2 separate regions of the Homo sapiens genome follow, and region 2 is linked to region 1. The links are chromatin loops, found by intact Hi-C in ENCODE. Cell type or tissue: K562. All regions are shown on one strand. Each heading gives the region's core, and the rest is flanking DNA. Links, peaks and the distances in the headings are about the cores only.

Region 1 (6,032 bases), core at 2,113-4,612:
TGTCCAGCGGCGTGTGGTAGTCGTTGTCTAGGCACCAGATGTTGGCTCCGAAGGACACCAGGAAGGACAGGCAGTGCAAGTGGCCATTGGAAGCTGCCAGATGCAGGGGTGTGTTGCCCCAGATGTCACACTTGTCCGGGTCACCCCTGCAGGGAAAGCATTCAGGAGGGACGAGTGACGAGTCCTGGCTGGGGATGGAGGTGGAGGGAGTGGAGGGGGGAGGGGAGCTTCCCCACTGTCACAGCAACCCCCAAAGGGACCGTGGGCCTGAGATCTCTCCCACTCCAGGAGACCTGCAGGCCTGAGCCACCCAACAGGTGAGCCCAGGGGTGAGCCCAGGGGAAAATGGCCTCAGGCATGCAGGGGGTGGGGTGACAGAGAAGGCGGGACTGGGGCGGGGCCTTCCCCAAGCTAACTGAGGGCTGGGAATCTCAGGGGATGAATATTTGATGCCCTGAGAGAAGGGAGTAAATTATTGATGGGGCCCAGCACAGAGCTGGCCCAGAGCGCTGGTGGGCCAGGGCCGCGTCTGGGTCTCTAGGCAGGCGTGGTGGTGAGTGTGGCTGCGTGTGCCGAGTGACCGTAAAAGAGAACAGACCAGTGGGTGGTGTGTGCCGGGCCCCAGCCCCGGGTGAGCGTGTGTGAAGTGTGGGCTTGCATGTCAGCAGGCAGGGCCCTGTCTGCAGGGAGCAGGGCCAGCCCTGGCAAGCCCGAGTGTGAGAGGAGGTGTCGGGCCTTGGCCTGGGCGGGGAGGGGAGTGTGGGGGCAGCCAGGACTGGAGGGGAGGAGGAGGGAAATCAGCTGCCCGTGCTCCGAAGCCCTCCCTTCCCTAGGTTGCCCCCTCTTTGGTATCCCTGCAAGGCTGGCTCACTTGAGCCTGTCCAGGGACCCCCGACAGCCCCCACAAGCACCCTTCACACCAGACGGGTGTCCCCCAGGGCAAGCTCCCAAGACTCCTCCGGAGCTCTCCCTCCCTTGGGGGCCCAGCACAGCACCCCTGCCCTGCACTAATGAGGCCACAAGGCCAACCCCCAGGGCTGGGGGAAGAATCACTCCCTTGTCTCAACAGCTCCCCACACACCCCTTCCTGGGCCTCCCCTCCTGGCCGCCAAGTCCTGCAGGCCAGTGTGGGAAGGACCTGCCAGCACCCAACCCACAACCCATCAAACACCAATCCTGGTCTCTGGAGGAGTTGGGGCTTGGTGTACCCAAGGGGAGCCCTCTTCCCCTCCTCTCATGAGCCTCTCTGAAGGGATGGCAGGGACAGTGTCACTGTGTGCCCTCCTGGGGTGGGGAAGGGCCAGCCAGCCTTGGCCTCACGGGACATGGTTCAGCTGCCCAGGCTTCAAGGCTGCTCCCACCTGATGCTGGGCCCAAGGAGCAGCCCAAGGAGAGGGCAAGAAGGAGGGGTCTCCAGCACCTACTACATGTTCAGGCACTGGCCAGTACCTGGTACCGGGGCCAGCTAAGCCCCTGGCCCTCTCTCCCATGACCTGAGACTTCATATCAACCTTCCTGGGGTGTCCTGTCCAGGCTGCCCTGATGCCCAGACCAACCTGACTTCTCTTTATAAAGCCACTGGGGCTGAGGGAGTTGGTCACAGTCATTTGACTTTAGCCCCAAGGAACCCATATCAGTGGCTCTGGTCCTGGAGGTGGCTCAACTGCCACCTCCAGGCCCCTTCCCTGGCACTGACACCTGCACTGTATGCCCACCCCCCCACCCAGGACAACTCCAAAGGGAGGGGGAGGGAAGAGAAGCCCCTTCAGGGTGACCACATCACAGCCTCCACCATTGCTTAGCTGTGCCCGGCTGTGGGGGAGGGACTTGGAGAGAGTTAATGGAGTGGCTGAATCAGTGACATTTGGCGCCCTGGACAGTGTCCATAAATCCCCAAAATGAGCAGGTTGAGGGCAAGCGCTGTGTGACACCAGCCTGCCGGAGAACGTGGGTGCTGGCTGGCAGAGCCCTTTGGATCAAGGCTGGAGAGTGGGCAGTGGAGACCCCTCCCTTTCTAGCCCCCACTGCTGGCCCCTCGAGACTTCCTAACCTTCTCTCCGAGTCTCACTATCCCCTCACTCTTGCTTCCAGGGGGACCCCAGCCAGGGGATCTCTCCCACCTTCCCCTCACTCTGCAGCAACCCCCCATAATCAGGAACCCCCAAATCCCGGTTTCTCCCCTCCTAGCCCCAGATCCAGGTCACAAGTGTTAACAAGTGTCAGATGCCTCCGCTTGGGTCCCCTCAACATGTGTCTCTCCCACAAACGCCAGGGTCTAAGGGTCCGCCTGTCTGCAGGGGAAGGAGGCAGCTCAGAGGAGTGGTGGACGAGGAAGTTTGGGGTGGTCTCAGGGGCCTCAAGGGCACTGGGTGGGGCGTACTCACCCGCGGCTCACAATGAGACGCAGCGACTCGAGGTTGCCATGGTAGGCAGCCCAGAGAGTGGGGGTCATGCCATCCTCGTCGGGGGCATTCAGCTCCTTTCGGGTGGCCTCCTTGAGGAGCTCCAGGTAGCCATCCCGGGCTGCCCGGTGGTACTGGTCGTTCATGGCGCCCGAAGTGGACGGGGCGGGCGGGGGACACGGAGAAAGGCCCCCCGCAGGGGAGGGCGGCGGTATTAGGGCTGAGGCATGAGGTTGGAGGACGGGGCCGGGCAGGGGCCGGGGCCGCCAGCCCCCGCTGCCGCAGACGGAGGGTGCGGAGCGCCAGAGCCGCGACTACCAAGACATCTGAAACGCTCACCCGGGGGCGGGGGCGGAGGGGGCGGGGGACGAAATCTCCCGCTGTCCAGGGAGCCGCCCCCGGTCTTCCCCTGGGTCCTAAACACCCTGCATGCACCTCAATACACGAGGGTGACCCACGCAAGGCCCTGTCCTCCTCTTCAAAAGTGCCCACCCCGGGGCCGCGCACTGTGACGCCCAGTCCGGGGACAGTCAGAGATCTGTCCTCACTAGAGCCTGGGGCGCTGTGGCTCCGTATTTCTCCACCTGTCAGTGGAACGAACCGAGAGCTGGGGAGGGGTGCCGGAGGGCGGGGTGGGGGAGCCGTCCTGAGCCCCAGGACAGTGGACCTAAGAAGGGGCACCGTGACCGACCGCGGTTCGGTCAGCGAGTGGGACGGGCCAGGCCGCCGCCGCCTGAACGGAGTCCCTCGACCGCACTCCAGCAGGGGGCGCTGGAGGACTGGCAGCGGCTCCGCGTGCCGCGTGGAACTTCGCACCCAAGCCCCGGAGTCCAACGGAGCGCGGGCCGGCGGCGGGGGCGGGCAGGGCGGTGGGATAGAGGAAAGGGGAGCTTGGATCACTGCGAGGACCGTGGGGGAGAGGGGAACTGGGGTTGCCATCCCAGGCAGGAGCACAGGAGCACAGGATTCAGGGTGCGCCGCGGCTGGAGGGCGTCAGGGTGCCCGCAGGCTTTTTGGACGTCTCTTGAGCTTAGCTCTCGGGGCTCTGGGCGCCTGGAATGCTGCGCGCCAGGGCGCGGTGGGCACCAGGGGCGGGGTGCCCTCTAGGTGCCGCAGTGCGGGGCCGCGCCCGAGCCTGGCCGCACCGGGGTGACGGAGTGGGGTCGCCTCTCAAAGGGTAAATATGAATCTTGCCTTATCTGGCTCCAGCGGGCTCTTCCCTAAATTCACCTTGGAGAAAGATGGATCATGTGAGCGGGACTGAGAGCTTTATGGAGCCAAACTCCCGCAGCTGTAAATCACCCTGTCCTCCTGGGTATAAAGCGCCTGTCCATCTCGGCGTGGGAGAGAGGAGACGCTCGCCGTCCCCTGACCCCCAGCTCAGCGCCGGCTCCAAGCCCAGCCAGGTGGGTGCCCCGGGCCGGAGGGCAGTCGGACTTGGGGAGTGGGGACCTTGGAGGGGTCCAACCGGGTGCTGCCGCTTCTCCTTTCTTCCCATCCAGCGAGAGGGGCAGGTTCCGCATTTTCTCTTCCCCTTTCCCAGCGCTTCCTCCAGCACCCGAAGCCCCAACCCTGCGGGTCAGGAACTCCCTAGTCCCCAAGTCTAGGGATGAGATGGGGGAAGGAGAGCCGTCAGGGTTGACCTGGAGTTTTGTCCGCTCCTCCCCTACAGTGATCCCTCTAGCCTTCTCCAGTCGCCTCCGCCATGTCCGAGGAGCTGGCCCAGGGCCCCAAGGAGAGCCCCCCGGCGCCGCGTGCGGGCCCCAGGGAGGTGTGGAAGAAGGGTGGCCGCCTGCTGTCGGTGCTGCTGGCGGTGAACGTGCTGCTCCTCGCCTGCACGCTCATCAGCGGCGGAGCCTTCAACAAGGTGGCCGTGTACGACACCGACGTGTTCGCGCTGCTCACTGCGATGATGCTGCTGGCAACGCTCTGGATCCTCTTCTACCTCCTCCGAACCGTGCGCTGCCCCTGCGCGGTACCCTACCGGGACGCGCACGCTGGCCCCATCTGGCTCCGAGGTGCCAGGGGAGGTGGGGGCGAGGTAGGGTGGGCACAACAGGGAGCTGCAGGCTAGGGCTCTCGCAGGAGTTGCAGAGTGCAGATTGACATACGAGGGCGAGAGGCTCCCTAGGGAGGACCAGGAGGACCGGAGGGTGAAGTGGGCTGCAGTTAGGGAAAAAGAGGAAGGTAAGGGGTCCTGGGGGAGGGATGAATAGAGGGATGGAAGGGGACCTCTTTGCCCCCGGTCTGAAGATTAGAGAAGGCTGGCTGAGGGAGGGCCTTTGATGGAGAGCAGGAACCAGAAGATGGCAGCCACTGAAAGAGCTCAGCCAGGGCCCTTTGCGGTATCCACACAGCCCCAAAGAGAGGGGGGCTTGGTAGCAGGTCCATCCATCCACCCACTCAGTCATACACTCACCCTTCCATCCACCCATTCACCTTTCAGTCTGTCTATCCACCTATCCACCTGTCCTCCCACCCTCCCCATTGATCCATCCAACAGTGCACTCACTCACCCATCCACCCACCCATCTAGCCTCCCATCCTCAGGGCCTGTCCTCAGCTCGGCAGGCCTTCTCTCCTGCCTCTTTGATCCACCACCACCACCCACCCACCCCTGGTTTCCAGGTGGGCTGGTGCTGTTTGGAATCTGCACCCTCATCATGGATGTCTTCAAGACCGGCTACTACTCCAGTTTCTTTGAGTGCCAGTCAGCCATCAAGATCCTGCACCCCCTCATCCAGGCTGTGTTTGTCATCATCCAGGTGGGTGGAGGAGTGTCGCTGTGTGGAAGAAAGGAGCTAACACTTGGCCATTGGGAAGGACCCAACAAGGGGTCGGAGACCTGAGCTCCATCCGCCTCGTATCCTGAGCTATTAAGTAAACCAGGGACAGGGCTGTAGAGAGCATCACAGGAGTCCATCAATGTGGAAACGCCTCATAATGAAGTAACATCCCAACGTGAGCTCCCACTTGGAGCTCTGCAATGTTATTTCAACCTAAGCAGTGCCAGTAGTTAACACCTAGGAGGTGTGAGTTGTGCCAGCCAGCCCTGTCTCCTAGAACCTGGCCTGCCCTTCTTGGGTGCCCGTAGGGGGCTTCTGTGTCAGCCCAGGCTCCTGCCAGCTTGGTCCCTCTGTGCTGTATTTGTTTGGAAAGTAGGGTAGCCTGTAACTGGGATTTCTCAAACATTCACTTTGTAGTTGTTGTTGCATAAACAATACTTTGAAAGATCTTCTGATTGAGCTGAGACAGGACTGGGCTTAGATGGGATCAGAACAGCCCCCAGCCCTCTATCATGACCAAAATGGCACCATGGATGATGCCCTCCCCAGAAACATCACTCCTGCTGCCCAGGTTTTCACAGTTCAGCACACATGTGGCTGTGGCATTTATGTAGTTTTAGTCTTTCGTATTTTATGGGTTTGAAGAATACTCAGGTAAAATGAAAATATAGATATCCCCACATCACCAAATGCCATAGCAGGGATTCACAGGCAGCCAGATGGTAGCAAGGCCTGGTACGGTGACAGAGGAAGAGGATGAGCAGGGGATGTTGTCAAATGAAGGTGAGAAGTCCACAGAGACTCCTTCCACCCTGAGCAAGACCTAACCTGAGGCTGGCCTTGC
Region 2 (6,032 bases), core at 2,295-4,794, 83 kb after region 1:
CAAGGAGCGGGCGGAGCGCGAGTACACCGCGGTGCTGCAGGAGTACTCGGAGCTGGAGCGCCAGCTGTGCGAGATGGAGGCCTGTCGCCTGCGTGTGCAGGAGCTGGAGGCCGAGCTGCTGGAGCTGCAGCAGATGAAGCAGGCCAAGACCTACCTACTGGGTCCGGACGACCACCTGGCCGAGGCCCTGCTCGCACCCCTCACGCAGGCCCCTGAGGCCGACGATCCCCAGCCCGGCCGCGGGGACGACTTGGGCGCCCAGGACGGGGTCTCCTCACCGGCAGCCTCTCCAGGCCACGTGGTGCGCAAGAGCTGCAGCGACACTGCGCTCAACGCCATCGTGGCCAAAGACCCAGCCAGCCGGCACGCGGGCAACCTCACACTGCACGCCAACAGCGTGCGCAAGCGGGGCATGTCCATCCTGCGGGAGGTGGACGAGCAGTACCACGCGCTGCTGGAGAAGTACGAGGAGCTGCTGAGCAAGTGCCGGCAGCACGGGGCCGGAGTGCGGCACGCCGGCGTGCAGACCTCGCGCCCCATCTCCCGGGACAGCTCGTGGAGGGACCTGCGCGGGGGTGAGGAGGGCCAGGGTGAGGTCAAGGCAGGAGAGAAGAGCCTGAGCCAGCACGTGGAGGCCGTGGACAAGCGGCTGGAACAGAGCCAGCCCGAGTACAAGGCGCTCTTCAAAGAGATCTTCTCCAGGATCCAGAAGACCAAGGCTGACATCAACGCCACCAAAGTCAAGACGCACAGCAGCAAGTGACCCTTCTCCGGCCTGCAGCCTCCCCCAGGGTGGAAGCCGTGGGGTCCCTCAGGCCTGGGCGGTGCAGCTTCCAGAGAGCGAGCGCCCTTTAGCGGCCTGCCACCACAGCACGCGGCCTCCTGATCCGGAAGCACGCAGCATGTTCCCTGCTGAGCGGAGGCAGCCCACCTGTCCTGCCTCCCAGGAGCCCTTGGCCACCTCGCGCCAGCCCAAAGGCGCAGCTCTGAGTTCAAAGCCAAATGTCCCCACTACCCCAGGGATCCCCCAGCTCCCCCAGCCCCTGGCTTCCTGACCCTGCGCCTCACCCTCAGACTGGTGACCAGGCTTCTGAAAGCCATTCTGGATCAGTTGGCTTTTTTTTTTTTTTTGGTTAAGTTTGTTTTTTCTAAGAGATTTGCAATGCAAGGTCTCCTTGACCCCTTGCCACAACTGGAAACACTTGAAAGGGGACCCCAGGGCCAGCTGTTTCAGGGGTTTCCTGGACCACCCACTGCTTCTCCCCAACCCTGATGCGCTGACATTCCCTTAGCACCAGCTGTCCCACCTCCAGGGTCCTGACCAGGTCAGAGATGTCCCCTGCCATGCAGAGCAGGAAGCCTCAGCTGGGCCTGGAGTGTCCCTGCTCCAGCCCTGCCAGGGACAGGTTTCTCCCTGGATACTCTTGGCCCACCGCAGATCTGTAGCCAGTCAGAGGAGGAGGAGAAGGAGCCCCTCAGCAGAGTGGTGCAGTTTCGCTCAGAGCTTGTCTCCTTGGCTTCCAACCCCAGAAATGCCTGCTGGGCCTTAAGCTTTCCAGGGGCCGGGGCAGTGGGGAGCCCCCATCCCTTCACACCGCCACCAACTAACCAAGCTTGGCCTCTGACTCCCGTCTCTGTGCTTGCCCCCATCTCAGGGACCATGATGTCTCAGTCACTCCACGCTCCCCACAGGCCAACCCTGGCACAGGTCATGTCTGCAGCCCCCAGAATGTTCTGGACATGCACCACCAGCCGGTGGTCCCAATGTCCACCCCTGCCTCCCCTTCACTGGGGACTGGGGTTTTCGCCCCATGCTGCATCGTGTTGTATTGGGATGGGGCTGAGGAACATGCTCCCTCCCTCCCTCCCATAAAATGCCTGCTCTTCACCTCCCACCTTTGTGGGGGGCTTTTGAGGACCCAGCTGCGTCAGGAGTTTTGCTTCAAGATGTCAGAAAGTCAAGTTCAGCTAAGAGACACCCAGGTCCCCAGCTTGCCCTGAGCAGCCCTTCAGGGCTTCTGGTTCCTTCTGCCGCCCTTCCTGAGACCTTAGAAACCAGAAGAGCCATACAGTCAGTGGAAGGCGGGGGGGCCCTGGCCTCTGCACCGGGATCCCAGTGGGAACCTTCATGCCTTATTTATTTCTAATGGGTAAAGGGGTTTTCTTACCAAGCATCCCTGACCTCCTGGAGACACCACCTGCTTTCCGGGCGGCACTGTGATGGGAGCTGGTGGCGACTGAGTCCTTCTGTACGTGCAACTGGGAAACTTTTGTCCTTTGAGGCTAGGCAGCTCCCTGCCCTCCGTGTGTGTCTGTTATCTGGGGGAGAGGAGTGTGGAAGGGTTGGGGGAAGAGCTCCAGCCTGTCTGCTCCCCAGCTCTGTAGTGGCAGACCAGCGTCACCTTTGAAGTATACGTGAGAGAAATATATTTACAAATGCTTTATTCTCTTCTTTAATAAAAAATGCACCAGTATTCTAAAAGCAAAAATGGCCCATCTCTGTGCATCTCACACACCTGCCTCGCGTCACGCCCAGCCATGGGAGAGGGTAACATCCTGTGTCCCACTTCCCTGAGACTGAACAGCTCCAAATAGCAGGCTCTGGCAGAAGTTTCTATATTTATTGAGGGCCAGCTAGGGATACATGGTGAACAAGCCAGCAGGGCCCCTCTTCCCTTGGAGTTTATATTCTGGTGTGGGGAGATCCACCCAAAATAAACAAACAAAAGATACGGCATGATGGAAAAATCGGGGCAAGAGGGTAGTGCTACCTCAGCTAGAGCACGTGGGCCCAACAGGGTGAACCAAGTTAAAAAAAAAAAAAAAATCGGCCTGGCGCGGTGGCTCATGCCTGTAATCCCAGCCCTTTGGAAGGCCAAAGTGGATTGCTAGAGCCCAGAAGTTTGAGACCAGCCTGGGCAACATAGCAAGACCCCCTTTCTACAAAACATTTTTTGAAAATTAGCAGAGCATGGTGGTGTGCATTTGTAGTCCCAGCTACTCAGGAGGCTGAGGTGGGAGGATCACGAGCCTGGGAGGTCAAAGCTGAAGTGAACTATGATCATACCACTGCACTCCAGCCTGGGCAACAGAGCGAGACCCTGTCTCAAAAAATCATATCTAGATATATAAATACAGCACATGAAGAGATATACAGTGTTACTAAAATTCCTGGGGGAGCAATTCGGAGAAAATGTCTAAATAGGCTCTTTGAGGTAGGAAGGGGGAGCGATCATGGAAAAAAAAGATTGAGAAATGCTAAGCGAGGGTGGTCAGGGCACCTCTGGAGAGGTGATGATGAAGCTGAAACCAGAAGGCTGAGGAGGAACCAACGGGAAGATAAGTGGAGGCCCAGGGAGCAGCTGGGGCAGTGGGGGGTGGCCAGAACAGAGGGTGGAGGCCAGGCTCCTAAGAGCCCGGAAGGTTCAGGGGAGCTCGGGCCTCCTAAGTGCAATGAGACGCCACGGCAGGAAGTCCAGGGCCAGACTGATGCCCTGAAGGACCATGAGGGATGGGGAAGTTGACCTGCCCTTGGTGAGCCACCCATTGATGACACAGGACAGTCACAGGAATGACAAGAGGGCCATCTCCTGGTGTTTTTCAAGCTGATAAACCCCATATCTCTCTTCCATATACATGAAAAACCTCACCACTCCCATTCTTCCTCAGATATCTGTCTCCTCCCCATGTTATACAGAGGACGGTACATAGAGGGGTTCATCTTCTGGAGGGGTCCCCATCACCAAGATTACACCAGCCTCCCTCTTGTTCTGGAAGTGCCGTCAATCCGTTGGGTTTTCTGTTTTCCTCAATGCAAAATGATAGGCCGGGCGAGGTGGCTCATGCCTGTAATCCCAGCACTTTGGGGGGCTGAGGCAGGCAGATCATGTGACATCAAGAGTTCGAGACCAGCCTGGCCAACATGGTAAAACCCTGTCTCTACTAAAAATACAAAAATCCTAGCTACTTAGGAGGTTGAGGTGGGAGGATCACTTGAACCGGGAAGAAGAGGTTGCAGTGAGCCGAGATCGCACCACTGCCCTCCAACCTGGGTGACAGAGCAAGACTCCGTCAAAAAAAAAAAAAAAGCAAAATGATAGCGGTTTTTCAAACTTCCCATGCTCCACTCAGCCCTCTCCAGATTTAGTAATGTCCATCCTGAACTTAAGAATTGCTGTCCAAGAAAAAATTAGCCAGGCATGGCGGTGGCCGCCTTTAGTCCCAGCTACTCGGGAGGCTGAGGCAGGAGAATGGTGTGAACCTGGGAGGCGGAGCTTGCAGTGAGCTTAGATCGCGCCACTGCACTCCAGCCTGGGCGACAGAGTGAGACTCCGTCTCAAAAAAGAATTGCTGTCCAAGCTCAGATACTGGAAGCCTAGAAACAGGACTGTGGATCCTGATCAAAGGGGGCACCTCTAGGGTATCTTCCTTCGCCTCACACTGCCAACGCTACCCACCCCTTCTCGCACCAGCAGCCTGGGTGGACCTTTCCGATGGGGGACTTCCAAAACCAGAGAGGAAAATGCTCCTGAATCTTTGAGGGGTTTCTTGCTAGCTTCACTCTCTCGTCTCCAGACAAAAAAAGGCAGCTCTGTGGACTCCAGTTCCACCAGCCCACACAACCTGAGTCTGTGGAAAAGCTTCCAAAGTCTTCTAAGGGAGGTAGACTCAGGGGCCAGCTGGAACTGGGGGGAAATGCAGGCTTCTCCCCAAAACTCCTTCCCCAAATGTCCTGATGGGGAACAACTTCCCTTGAACTCAGGAGGGGAGGAAAGTGTGGTGTGGGGCTGGGCATGGTGGCTCATGCCTGTAATCCCAGCAATTTGGGAGGCGGAGGCAGGAGGATCACTTGAGCCCAGGAGTTGGAGACCAGCCTGGCCAACATGGCAAAACCCCATCTCTACTAAAAACACAAAAATTAGCCAGGCATGATGGTGTGTACCTGTAATCCCAGCTACTCCGGAGGCTGAGGTACAAGAGTTGCTTGAACTCAGGAGGCTGAGGTTACAGTGAGCCTAGACCACACCACTGCACTCCAGCCTGGCGACAGAGTGAGACTCAGTCTCAAAAAAAAAAAAAAAAAAGTGTGGTGTGGCAAGCCCAAGGCTGGGCCCCAAACTGCTGTGCTTAGTACATCAACTGAACAGCATGGGGCTTTTACAAGGGCAGCGTGCAAGTGGCTGTTGGGTTTTCCCATCCTGTTGTCACCTGTCGTCACCAGGATGGGGAGCAGGTGGTGGTGACCACATGGAGCAGTCACACCTGAGAGACGAAGGAAGCCGTGGCGTGAATCCAGCCACCCTTTTCTCCCTCAGCCTTTTTTTTTTTTTTTTTAGACAGGGTCTTGCTCTGTTGCCCAGGTTGGAGTGCAGTGGCACAACTGTAGCTTACTCGGCCTCCAGCTCCTGGGCTAAAGTGATCCTCTCTCTTCAGCCTCTCCAGTAGCTGGGACTATGCTGGCTAATTTTTTTTTTTTTAATTTTTTGTAGGGACCAGGTCTTGCTATATTGTCCAGGCTGGTCTTGAACTCCTGGGCTCAAATGATCCTCCCACATTGGCCTCCCAAAGTGCCGGGATTACAGGAGTAAGCCACCATGCCTGGCCTCCCTCAGCTTTCTAAACCGCCCTCTGGATGCATTTCTTTCCCTTCTTCCCTCCTTTCTTTCCCTTCTTCCCTCCTGATCACCACTTTGTCCTTGCTCTGTGGACAGATACTCCCTGCTGCAGGGAGCTCCTCCCCGCCCCCCGGCCCCTGCCCCATTCTCTCCTCCCCTGAACTGGCACCCTTCTCCTCTCCCAGGGCCAAACCCACCACCCCACTTAGGGAGGGCAGCTAGCCAAACAGACCTGCCTCTGCCCTCCCTGGGGATCCTGAGCTGAGAGCTGGGGGGTGGCCTCAGTTTTAGGGGACCAGGCAGATAAGGGGTAGCAATGAAGGAAGTACTTTCCAGGGAGAGGTGGGCAGCTCTGTGCTGCCCATCCCCTCAGGGAAGAAGGAAAGAGGGTTGGAATACAGCTCGTCAGACTGGATT

The links. Hi-C counts contacts between places; a loop is a spot of excess contacts. Peaks named below come from ENCODE experiments on the same cell type or tissue, not always from the same donor. Only the 100,000 strongest peaks of a DNase experiment are listed, where the experiment ranks them.
Region 2: a loop joins it to region 1, with 2.8 times the contacts of the local background. A loop is called at or near these places in 2 of 110 quality-filtered maps.

The regions. Positions count from the first base shown.
Region 1 is chr17:74,920,526-74,926,557 of GRCh38, forward strand. USH1G (USH1 protein network component sans) reads right to left here and starts at 2,730. Exons shown (of 3, transcript NM_173477.5): 1 at 2,385-2,730; 2 at 1-146. The coding sequence starts at 2,548. It overlaps OTOP2 (otopetrin 2), which reads left to right and starts at 3,748. Exons shown (of 7, transcript NM_178160.3): 1 at 3,748-3,808; 2 at 4,075-4,420; 3 at 5,031-5,167. The coding sequence starts at 4,108. RefSeq lists a silencer at 3,684-3,867. In K562, for the core only: a CTCF peak has its summit at 3,166 (motif pointing right); DNase peaks (open chromatin) are centred at 2,796, 3,176 and 4,107; H3K4me3 peaks cover 1,620 bases; H3K27me3 peaks cover 1,261 bases.
Region 2 is chr17:75,003,312-75,009,343 of GRCh38, forward strand. It overlaps CDR2L (cerebellar degeneration related protein 2 like), which reads left to right. Exons shown (of 5, transcript NM_014603.3): 5 at 1-2,489. The coding sequence ends at 763. Among named protein-coding and RNA genes, the nearest start is that of MRPL58, 6.3 kb to the right of the region's middle. In K562, for the core only: a CTCF peak has its summit at 3,589 (motif pointing left); a DNase peak (open chromatin) is centred at 3,560.